3 separate regions of the Homo sapiens genome follow, and all the other regions are linked to region 3. A link is an interaction called in ENCODE POLR2A ChIA-PET data of the cell type or tissue named here. Cell type or tissue: PC-9. All regions are shown on one strand. Links, peaks and the distances in the headings refer to the core of each region. The heading gives the core; the rest is flanking DNA.

Region 1 (4,776 bases), core at 1,215-3,714, 330 kb before region 3:
ATGACTTGACATACCCTGACCAGTAGGCAAAGCGTTTCTCGATGGAAAATTTCTTCAGTGTATCCTTTAATGACTGGTCTAATGAACCCCTACAGTGTCAAGAAAAAACCTCCAGTTAGATTTTGAAAGCAGATGGGAATATAATGGGTACAGACCCTTGTTGAGGCAGAGAAAACGACCTTGCATGGGCTTAAAGGCAGACGGCTCCAGGACACCTCCAACGTGTGGGTTAGGCTGAGGCCTTTCCAGGATTCCTCCTCCATAAAATCCCAGTTGCATGGAGTTTGCTTCACAATAACTCTTTCTGACAATCATAAATGCCATCGGTGGATTGGCCAGGAACACAGCTCACTGGCCTTCCATGAATGGTTCCAAACCAGTTCTCTCCTCTGCCTTGGCTCTTCCAGCCATGCACCCAGTGGTAGGCCACCAACTCCCACTCCCCCAACCTTCAGTTAAAATCTCAAGAGGGGAAAGTACTCACTTTACTACATAGTATATCTCCAAGCAAATTATCTTCATGATTAGGGCACAGGTTTCCAGGATGCTGGGCTGTGGAGATAGCAGAACAGGCAATTATCACATCTCTGATCACTGATCTCCCCCAGTATATCAAACAGGGAACAGAGCAGGGGCCCAACACTTGCAGAACAAGTTAGCACAACCCCTGTTGAATGTGAATGTCCTGACTTGCAAGAGCAGAGGCGTCAGGTCCACAACGTCTCCAACTGAATGGAGAAGACCACAGAGCCACCAACACACAGTAGCGCAAACCACTTTCCTTCCCAAAGCAAGACATCAAAGGGACAGAAAGCTGGCACTTCCCTGAGAAAGACGTTTCTAGTGAAGGGAACATTCTGTTGTTTAATTAGGGGAGGTATCATTGTCTACGGCCCCATCTCACAGCCCACAGCCTTTCCTCCAAGGGACTTGTAGCCACCATCCTGCCCTCTGCCACAGCTTACCTCTGATGTTTCAGAGGGAGGAGAAAGGGTTCCAAACAGCGGACTGGTTAAATTTTCCCAAAACTTGGGTCTAAAAAGGAAATAAATGTTTGAAATCATAACTTTTTCCCTCTCACAGTCATTTTCTCCTCTCTCAAGCTCCCTTTGGTGGTCACTTCATATTTTACCAGTCTCAATCCTAATATGTGTCTGATAAGTCAGTTGTTCCCGTATAAATGAAAGGTTTCCATAGATAAAATTACATTTTCCTCTCATGAATCACACTTATGCATTATAGAGTTGATCAATAAAAACTCTTCAAGATTCCTTCCACTGTAGATTCCCAAAAGCCCCACAGAAGAGGAGGGAGGGAAATAAGACAGCAGACTCCCAAATTTAGCCTTTTAACACTCCTTCCCTTTGTGCCAGCAGGTCCAATAGAACGGAATGTTTCATTCAATCCAGTGACTTGAGCAAGCGCCTCTCTCCTGAATCTACTGTTTCTCAAGAATAATGAGTTTTGATGCAGCTAGTTAGCAAAAGGCAGGAACACAAAAGCAACTGAACCTTCCAGGTGCTTAATATTTAAAGATCCTTAATACTTGCAGCAGCATTAGAAAGAGAATTAGTGTAAAACTCCCAGGTATTGAACCAGGACTAAGCACTCTTATTCCCAGTGAACTGTCACAACAAACCTCTGGGATAAGAGCTATTATTACTCCCATTTTATAGACCAGAACAATGAAACTACTCCCAGAGGCAGACTTACTTGGTTCGGAGGACCAGCATGGCACTGTCCCTCCGATCCTGCCACAGAGCATGCAAAAAGGCAATGGCGGCACGATGCAGCAGGGGTGGGCACCAGTATCGATCTTGCTGTTGGGAATCAATCAGCTCCAGCACTGCATGGAGACAGCTCCACATCCCAAGGCTGAATTCCTGCAAGAAGGGACAGGTAAGAGTTCAGTTCCACAGCCACTGCCAGCAGCTGTACTTGCAGAGCCCAGCATCTGCCTCCCAGTGAGCCAACTCCCAGTGTCATCCCAGGTTACAGGCTTACCTTTGAGCCATCACTGCCATCCTTAACTTCCAGGTTCAGAAACAGTTCGATGAGGCCTGGCTGGGTCTCTACTGCAACAGTGAGGAACTCTAGAATCATGACTTTGATGCGCATGTCCTCAATTTTGCTCTGCAATCGGGTCAGGAAGGCATCACGAATGGCAGCCGCATCATTGCCCAGACAAGCATACACTGACATTGGGGCCACCTGGTGGAGACCGGAACACACAGGCTTAGAGCTCTGCTTCCACAAAAACCTCAATGGGCTCCCACAGAAGGGCACTGAAGAGCTCCCAGAAAATTGGCAGAAAGGGAAGCATCCAGACTACAGCTCTGGGCTAAAAGGGACATCACCACAAACAAGCATGAGATGCCCGCAAATTCACAGGAAAGACAGTAATCAGTATAAAGAAATGCTCAACTTCCCTCATGGTTAAATAAATACAAACTGAAAAGTGAAACATTTTTTTGCTTATTAGATTGGCAAAGACTAAACAATGATGAAGACCTTGCAGCAACGATAGAATACTTGGTGTTATAAGTATAAACTGTTACAATGTTTTTTGGAAGGTAATTTGGAAATATCTAATAAAAAATATCATGTTCATTTATACCTACATAAATCTTTGGAACTGTAAACAAATGTTTACAGGGTGGTAGGGATAATAATGTTCACTGCAGCACTGCTTGTAATAGTGAAAGACAGAAAGTAGCGCAAATAAATCAGGATGCATCCATTCTAGGATGTGATATGCAAACATTAAAAAGAATGAAGGAAGTCCAAATTAAAAAAAGGAAAAAAGACAAAAAAGAATGAAGGAAGTCCAAATGTGCCTATGTGGCATGAAGCACATCAAGACTGCCTGATATGGTATCAAGTAAAGGAAGCCAGTCATAAAACAGTACCAGGGGCCAGGCACAGTGGCTCACGCCTGTAATCCCAGCATGTTGGGAGGCTGAGGCAGGCAGATCACTTGAGATCAGGAGTTCGAGACTAGCCTGGCCAACATGGCAAAACTTCGTCCCTACTAAAAATACAAAAAAATCAGCTGGGTGTTGTAGTGGGCGCCTGTAATCCCAGCAACCTGGGAGGCTTAGACAGGAGAATCGCATGAACCTGGGAGTGGAGGCTGCAGTGAGATCATGCCACAGCACTCCAGCCTGGGTGATGGAGTGGGACTGTCTCAAAACAAAAACAGTACCAGGAAGGGCTGGGCGCGGTGGCTCATGCCTGTAATCCCAGCACTTTGGGAGGCCAAGCGGGCAGATCACGAGGTCAGGAAATCGAGACCACGGTGAAACCCCGTCTCTACTAAAAAAAATACAAAAAATTAGCCGGGTGCAGTGGCAGGCGCCTGTAGTCCCAGCTACTCGGGAGGCTAAGGCAGGAGAATGGCTGAACCCAGGAGGCGGAGCTTGCAGTGAGCCGAGATCGCGCCACTGCACTCCAGCCTAGGCAACAGAGCGAGACTCCGTCTCAAAAAAAAAAAAAAAAAAGAAAGAAAAACAGTACCAGGAATTCTGCTTTTATCAAGAACAAAAGTACACACTCAAATACTTTTTTTTTTTTTTTTGACTCTGTCGCCCAGGCTGGAGCACAGTGGTGTGAACTCGGCTCACTGCAACCTCCACCTCCCGGGTTCAAGCAATTCTCCTGCCTCAGCCTACTGAGTACCTGGGACTACAGGCACACGCAGCCACACCCGGCTAATTTTTTTGTATTTTAGTAGAGATGGGGTTTCACCGTGTTGCCCAGGATGGTTTCAAACTCCTGAGCTCAGGCAAGCCACCCACCTGGGCCTCCCAGAGTCCTGGGATTACAGGCATGAGCCACCACGCCCAGCCCTAAATACCTTTATTATTTTATTTTTTGAGGCGGTGTCTCACTCTGTCGCCCAGGCTGGAGTGCAGTGATGTGATCTCAGCTCACTGCAACCTCTGTTGCCCAGTTTCAAGCGATTCTCCTGCCTCAGCCTCCTGAGTAGCTGGGATTACAGGCACCTGCCACCCAGCTAATTTTGGTATTTTTAGTAGAGGTGGGGTTTCACCATCTTGGCCACGCTGGTCTTGAACCCCTGACCTCATGATCCACCTGCTTCAGCCTCCCAAAGTACTGGGATTACAGGTGTGAGCCACAGCGCCCAGCCGATACTTTTTAAAATACAAGAACACAGATAAGAAATGTGGAGCACAGCCTTGGAGACATAGCCAGACCCTATTTCAAAAAAAAAAAAAAAAAAAAGAAATCTGGAGCATGGCATATCCCCCTGCCCATAGGGATTCTTGGAATAAGGAGATCATAGGGCATCTTAACTTTCTGTTACATCTATTTGTAACATTTAAATAAATATTTTACAATAAGCATGTCTTTTTTCTCCTTTTATCTTGAGACGGAGTCTCGCTCTGTCGCCCAGGCTGGAGTGCAGTGGCGTGATCACAGCTCACCGCAACTTCTGCCTCCCGGGTTCAAGCAACTCTCTGCCTCAGGCTCCCAAGTAGCTGGGATCACAGGCACCTGCCACCACGCCTGGCTAATTTTTGAGATGGAGTCTTGCTCTGTCACCCAGGCTGGAGTGCAGTGGCGCGATCTCAGCTCACTGCAAGTTCCGCCTCCCTAGTGCATGCCATTCTCCTGCCTCAGCCTCCCAATTAGCTGGGACTACAGGCGCCTGCCATAATGCCTGGCTAATTTTTTGTATTTTTCAGTAGAGAAGGGGTTTCACCGTATTAGCCAGGATGGTCTTGATCTCCTGACTCTGTGATACACCCGCCT
Region 2 (4,776 bases), core at 1,110-3,609, 68 kb after region 3:
GTCAGGAGGGAAGATGCTAGAACTGAGACACAGGCAACCAGTTACACAGGCAACCAGTTACACAATCACAGTTATAAATGTATCACATAAAAAACCTCAGCCGGGCCAGTAATCCCAACACTTTGGGAGGCCGAGGCAGGTGGATCACCCGAGGTCAGGAGTTTGAGACCAGCCTGGCTAACACAGGGAAACCCTATCTCTTCTGAACATACAAAAATTAGGAGGCATGGTGGTGCATGCCTGTAACCCCAGCTACTAGGGGAGCTGAGGAAGGAGGATCGCTTGAATCTGGGAAGCAGAGGTTGCAGTGAGCTGAGATCGTGCCACTGCACTCCAGCCTGGGCAACAGAGCGAGACTCCGTCTCAAAAAAAAAAAAAAAAAAAAAAAAAAAGACTTTCTCCCTGGCTGTGTGCTGTGACTCAGGCCTGTAATCCCAACACTTTGGAAGGCTGAGGCAGGCAGATCACCTGAGGTCAGGAGTTAAAGACCACCCTGGCCAACATGGCGAAACCCTGTCTCTACTAAAAATACAAAAATTTGCCAGGCATGGTGGCACATGCCTGTAGTCCCAGCTACTTGGGAGGCTGAGGCAGGAGAATTGCTCGAACTGGGGAGGCGGAGGTTGCAGTGAGCCGAGATTGTGCCACTGCACTCCAGCCTGGGTGACAGGGCAATACTCCATCTCAAAACAAAACAAAACAAAAAAACACACCTTCTCCCTGTATTCTTGGTCAGGGATGGCCCATTCTGGTTAAGCCATATTCACACCCAGATTTGTCCAGAAAAATGTCTACTGTAGTGGGGAAACATCTCATTCCTCCCTTTACATCTCTGTATTGGGCATCTCTGAAGCCTTTCTTAGGCCACAGGATAAAGAGGCCAGGCAGATGGTGAATGAAGGCCTGCCCTCCTTTACATGTGTAGTTGTTCTCGTGTTCACATCATTTCCCTTTGGACCGCCTCTTACTGGTGGGACCCTGCCAACAACAGTGCTCCCTGCTGCAGCATATCCTGCACCAACATGGGTAATCAATGCAACCTAACTGTACTGAGCATTTGACAGACACTCTGCTTTTGTATATTAAGCATCACATTTTAGAGTTAACAGATTCAGAAAGAAACCAGCCCAAACAAGTCCAGAAATGACTAAAGACTTAAGCTGAATATTCAGAGAAAGGCACACCAGAAAAGGACATATTTCATGATCTCGCAAAACTCTTGAAAACAATAATTTGCAAAGGAGTTCTTACCTTCCACGGGGAGGCTGTCTTGGAATCAGTTTCATCCTATTCAAAGAAAGAGGAATTTAGGCAGCCAAGCAATTGACCATGAAACAAAGCACCTGGCCTTTCCAGCGAATGACTCTAGTTTCCCCCAGGGGAGATCCCAGATACTAATACATTAACCAAAACAGCATTTTCCCTCCATAGTTTGGCTGGTAACAAACTACAAGGCTGGTTAAGAAAAATTAAGCCAACAAACAGGGGAGAGAAAAATTCCAATTTTTTTATCCAGTAGAAGAAATGGAGAGAATAAAGAAATTTAATAAGAAAACCACCAACTTTTATGTTGTACTCATAAGATTGTCTGCAAAGGGGTAATAAATGAACCTAAAGATAGCTATAGAAAAAGTTTTAGAAAACTGAAGAGACAGAAGACTTTTTTTTTTTTTTTTTTTTTAGAGCTGTGCTTTGTGTTGCATGCCTGTTGTCCTAGATACCTGGGAGGCTGAGGTGGGAGGATTGCTTGAGGCCAAGAGTTCGAGGCTGCAGTAGGCTATAACTGCAGCTGTGAAAAGCCACTGACCTCCAGTCTGGGCAACAAAGCAAGACCCTATCTCTTAAAAAACAAACAAACAAACAAAAGACCGAAAAAAAAAAAAACCAACTTTTTTTGTCTTTTGGAGAATGGCAAATAGAAATCAATTTCTGGGCTGGGCATGGTGGCTCACGTCTGTAATCCCAGCACTCTGGGAAGCTGAGGTGGGCAGATCACCTGAGGTTGGGAGTTCGAGACCAGCCTGGACAACATGGTGAAACCCCATCTCTACTAAAAATACAAAAATTAGCTGGGTGTGGTGCCACATGCGTGGAATTCCAGCTACTCAGGAAGCTGAGATGGGAGAATCGCTTGAACCTGGGAGGTGGAGGTTGCAGTGAGCCAAGATCACACCACTGCACTCCAGCCTGGTTGACAGAGTGAGACTCCGTCTCAAAAAAAAAGAAATCAATTTTTGGAGTTTTCCACAAATCTTTACACACAAAAGGCATCTGAGGTTCAGGAACAGCAATTCTGATGAAGAAGTTCTTGGCTTGATATTCTTCCCAAGATTTAAGTCCTTCTCATGTTCAAGATCCACACACAGCACCCGAAACTTACCCTGGGCATCATGCCATACACTTCCTACAAGGAGAGAGAGAAACCAGTTTTATTATTAGAAGAAATACACATCTCTCAAGAATACTTATTATGGCCAAACCTGGAAACACAGGAGATAATTCCAAAAGGACAAATGGAAATGCCAGTCCAAATGTCCAGCAGAGCTTCAAGTATTTATATATAAACTTTTTCTTTGAGGAACTTATGAAATTACCATTAGTTAATGGCTATATAAACATTAAATATTTAATGAGCTTACGGAGAAGACAGAAGCCCCCACCCCCCTCCAAACCAAGTGAAAGTGAGGGATATGGGTATAAAGAAGTTAATCAAAATGGTTTTGGTCACATAGAGGACCTGACCTACAGCCAAGCCACAGTTCTGTGTTATGAAACACTGCTTGTTGGGCTATGACAGACACAAGAGGAACAAAGCTGCATCCTTACAGCAACAGAGCCTCACTCCAAGATGGAGACACCTACCTGTTGTTGCACAGCCTGCACCTCCTCTGCCATGAGACCTTCAGACTCCAGGTCTTCAGCTACCTTGTTAATGTCCTTCAACCGTGACTCATTGGCCTTCAGGTCCTTTAAAGCAAAAGCCATAATAACTAAAACCCAAAATAGCAAGCCAAAGTCAAAGGAGACATAGTCACAAACTATGGCTTGAAACTATAAGGATTCTTCTACAGAGGCCTACCAAAAAAAAAAAAGGGGGGGATTAAAAAAATAAGCTATGGCTGGGGGCATGGTGGCTCACGCCTGTAATCCCAGCACTTTGGGAGGCCCAAGTGGGCGGATCACCTGAGGTCGGGAGTTCGAGACCAACCTAACCAACATGGAGAAACCCTGTCCCTACTGAAAATACAAAATTAGCTGGGTGTGGGGGTCCATGCCTGTAATCCCAGCTACTCGGGAGGCTGAGGCAGGAGAATCGCTTGAACCCGGTAGGCAGAGGTTGCGGTGAGCTGAGATTGCGCCATTGCACTCCAGCCTGTGCAACAAGAGCGAAACTCCATCTCAAAAACAAAACAAAACAGGCCGGGTGCGGTGGCTCACGCCTGTAATCCCAGCACTTTGGGAGGCCGAGATGGGTGGATCACGAGGTCAGGAGTCCAAGACCAGCCGGGCCAATATGGTGAAACCCCGTCTCTACTAAAAATACAAAAATTAGCTAGGCGCGGTGGCAGGCGCCTGTAATCCCAGCTGTTCGGGAGGTTGAGGCAGGAGAATCGCTTGAACCGGGGTGCGGCAGAGGTTACAGTGAGCCAAAATCGTGCCACTGCACTCCATCCTGGGCAACAGAGCAAGACTCTGTCTCAAAACAAAACAAAAACAAAACAAAACAAACAAAAAAAGCTATAAGGATCTGTTCAACAGGTATCCCTATGGATTGGTTTTCCCAGTCCTCAGATAATTATTGGACTCAAATTTACTTCATTAACTGTAGTTTTTTGTCTTTTTTGGAGACGGGGTCTCACTGTCACCCACGCTGGAGTGGAGTATTACAATCATGGATCACTGCAGTCTCTACCTCCCAGGCTCAAGCAATCCTCCTACCTCAATCTTCTGAGTAGCTTGGACTATAGGCACACACCACTATGCCCAGCAAATAATTTTATCAAATAGAGACTTTTTTAAAACCTCTTTTTGGTTTTAAAATAATGTTTTAAAAATGTGATGAGGCCAGGTGTGGTGGCTCACACCTTTAATCCCAGGACTATGGGAGGCCAAAGCAGGAGGATTGCTTAAGTTCAAGACCAGCTTAGGGCAACATAACCAGACCCCTATCTCTACAGAAAAATTTTTTTTCTTTTTTTTCTCTAATGAGACTCAGTCTCACTCTATTGCCCAGACTGGAGTGCAGTGGCGTGATCATGGCTCACTGCAACCTCCGCCTCCCGGGTTCAAGCGATCTTCATGCCTCAGTGTACCGAGTAGCTGGGTCTACAGGCAGGCGCTACCACGCCCAGCTAATTTTTGTATTTTCAGCAGAGATGGGGTTTTGCCATGTTGGCCAGGCTAGTCTCGAACTCCTGACCTTAGGTGATCTGCCTGCCTCGGCCTCCCAAAGTGCTGGGATTACAGGCATGCGCCACTGGGCCCGGCCAGAAAAATTTTTTCAATTATAATAATGGATGTGGTAGCCTATGTGCATAGTCCCAGCCACTCGGGTGGCTGAGGTGGGAGGATCACTTGAGCACAGGAGTTTGAGGTTACAGTGAGCTATGATCATCCACTGCCCTCTACCCTGTGTGAGAGAGTGAGACCCTATCTCTAAAAAATAAATAAAAACGAGATAAAATTTTAATGCACAGTTACTATAGGAGAAATAAGTTCTCCCTCCTCATTTTAATTTGTTGTAAGAATCCTTTTAAGTGGTGGAATGGATAAACA
Region 3 (2,500 bases), core at 1-2,500:
AACCCCGTCTCTATTAAAAGTACAAAAATTAGCTGGGCATAGTGGCTCACGCCTGTAATCCCAGCTACTCGGGAGGCTGAGGCAGGAGAATCGCTTGAACCTGGGAGGCAGAAGTTGCAGTGAGCTGGGATTGTGCCACTGCACTCCAGCCTGGTGACAGAGCGGGACTCCATCTCAAAAAAAAAAAAAAAAAAAAAGAGATCGAGACCATCCTGGCCAACATGGTGAAACCCCATCTCTACTACAAATACAAAAATTGGCTGGGCATGATGGCACGCACCTGTAGTCCCAGCTACTCGGGAGGCTGAGGCAGGAGAATCGCTTGAACCCAGGAGGCAGAGGTTGCAGTGAACCAAGATTGCGCCACTGCACTCCAGCCTGGCAACAGGGTGAGACTCCCTCTCAAAAAAAAAAAAAAATTAGCTGGGCGTGGTGGCGAATGCCTGTAATCCCAGCAACTCGTGAAGCTGAGGCAGGAGAATCACTTGAACCAGGGAGGTGGAGGTTGCAGTGAGCTGAGATGGAGCCACTGCACTCCAGCCTGGTGTCAGAGCGAGGCTGTGTCTCAAAAAAGAAAAAAATACAGGACGAGGCGGGCGGATCACAAGGTGAGACCAGCCTGGCCAACATAATGAAACCCCATCTCTACTAGAAATACAAAAATTAGCCGGGCGTGGTGGCGGGCGCCTGTAGTCCCAGCTACTCGGGAGGCTGAGGCAGGAGAATCGCTTGAACCAGGGAGGCGGAGGTTGCAGCAAGCTGAGATTGTGCCACTGCACACCATCCTGGGCGACAGTGTGAGACTCCATCTCAATAAAAAAATAAAAAATAAAAATAAATAATCACAGTTTACTGCAACCTCAGCCTCCTAGGGCTCAGGTTATCCTCTCACCTTAGCCTAGTAGCTGGCACTAAAGGCACATATCACCACTCCTAATTATTATTATTATTTTTTTTGAGATGGAGTTTTGCTCTGTTGCCCAGGCTGGAGTGCAATGGCGTGATCTCGGCTCACTGCAACCTCTGCCTCCCGGGTTCAAGCGATTCTCCTGCCTCAACCTCCTGAGTAGCTGGGATTACAGGTGCCCACCACCACACCTGGCCAATTTTTGTATTTTTCATAGAGATGGGGTTTCACCATGTTGGCCAGGCTGGTCTTGAATTCCTGACCTCGTGATCCACCCCCCTCTGCTTCCCAAAGTGCTGGAATTACAGGAGTGAGCCACCGCGCCTGGCCTAATTTTTGTATTTCGTAGCAACAGGGTTTTGCCATTTTGCTCAGGCTGGTCTTGAACTTCTGGGCTCAAGTGATCCATCCACCTTAGCTTCTGAAAGTGCTGGGATTACAACAGGCATGAGTCACCATGCCAGGCCTTATCTTCTTTTTTTTTTTTTTTGAGATGGAGTCTTGCTCTGTCACCCAGGTTGGAATGCAGTGGCACAATCTCAGGTCACTGAAACCTCTGCCTCCTGGGTTCAAGGGATTCTCCTGCCTCAGCCTCCGGAGTAGCTGGGATTATAGGCACTGACCACGCCCAGCTAATTATTGTGTTTTTAGTAGAGATGGGGTTTCATCATGTTGGTCAGGCTAGTCTTGAACTCTTGACCTCAAGTGATCCGCCCACCTCAGCCTCCCAAACTGCTGGGATTACAGGCGTGGGCCACCATGCCCGGCATTGTCTTCATTTTTAACATTCCAGTTTATAACCAACCTGAATTAATTTTGTAGTATGATGTGTGGATGTATTTTGGCTTTTTTTTTTTTTTTTTTTCTGAGACAGGGTCTCACTCTGTCACCAAGGCTGGAGAGCAGTGGCACGATCTTGGTTCACTGCAACCTCCACCTCCCAGGTTCAAGCAATTCTCATGCCTCAGCCTCCCAAATAGATGGAATTACAGGCGCCCACCACCATGCCCACGCCCGGCTAACTTTTGTATTTTTAGTAGAGATGGGTTTTCTCCATGTTGGCCAGGCAGGTCTCGAACTGCTGACCTCAAGTGATCTGCCCGCCTTAGGCTCCCAAAGTTATTTTTCCAAAATATTTGTCAATTGATCCAACACATTTTTTTTCTATTTTTTTGAGACGGAGTCTTGCTCTGTCTCCCAGGCTGGAGTGCAGTGGTGCCATCTAGGCTCACTACAACCACCGCCTCCTGGGTTCAAGCGATTCTCCTGCCTCAGCCTCCCGAGTAGCTGGGACTACAGGCGCCCGCCACCATGCCCGGCTAATTTTTTTTTTTTTTTTTAGTAGAGACGGGGTTTCACCATGTTGGTCAGGGTGGTGTTGAACTCCTGACCTCATGAGCTGCCTGCCTCAGCCTCCCAAAGTGTTGGAATTACAGGCGTGAGCCACTGGGCCCGACTTTTTTTTTTTTTTTTTTTTTTGACACAGAGTCTCACTCTGTCGCCCAGGCCGGAGTATAGTGGTGCAATCTCGGCTCACTGCAACCTCTGCCTCCCGAGTTCAAGCGATTTTCCTGCCTTAGCCTCCCAAGTAGG

The links. ChIA-PET counts read pairs that join two places held together with the same protein. Peaks named below come from ENCODE experiments on the same cell type or tissue, not always from the same donor. Only the 100,000 strongest peaks of a DNase experiment are listed, where the experiment ranks them.
Region 1: POLR2A ChIA-PET joins it to region 3 with 7 read pairs; 2 of 35 experiments call an interaction of 5 or more read pairs at or near these places.
Region 2: POLR2A ChIA-PET joins it to region 3 with 5 read pairs; 4 of 35 experiments call an interaction of 5 or more read pairs at or near these places.

The regions. Positions count from the first base shown.
Region 1 is chr9:128,990,632-128,995,407 of GRCh38, reverse strand. NUP188 (nucleoporin 188) reads right to left here. Exons shown (of 44, transcript NM_015354.3): 26 at 2,005-2,211; 27 at 1,714-1,883; 28 at 966-1,035; 29 at 485-552; 30 at 1-89. LOC101929314 (a long non-coding RNA gene) reads left to right here. Exons shown (of 4, transcript XR_007061810.1): 3 at 1,374-1,518; 4 at 1,677-1,754. Among named protein-coding and RNA genes, the nearest start is that of SH3GLB2, 35 kb to the left of the region's middle. In PC-9, for the core only: a CTCF peak has its summit at 2,203 (motif pointing left); no DNase peak of the experiment used is centred there.
Region 2 is chr9:128,596,591-128,601,366 of GRCh38, reverse strand. It overlaps SPTAN1 (spectrin alpha, non-erythrocytic 1), which reads right to left. Exons shown (of 57, transcript NM_001130438.3): 25 at 2,863-2,967; 26 at 2,381-2,404; 27 at 1,252-1,287. Among named protein-coding and RNA genes, the nearest start is that of SPTAN1, 46 kb to the right of the region's middle. In PC-9, for the core only: no CTCF peak of the experiment used is centred there; no DNase peak of the experiment used is centred there.
Region 3 is chr9:128,665,656-128,668,155 of GRCh38, reverse strand. It overlaps a transcript of DYNC2I2 not described here. Among named protein-coding and RNA genes, the nearest start is that of DYNC2I2, 10 kb to the right of the region's middle. RefSeq lists an enhancer at 1-351. In PC-9, for the core only: no CTCF peak of the experiment used is centred there; a DNase peak (open chromatin) is centred at 1,375; H3K27ac peaks cover 1,176 bases.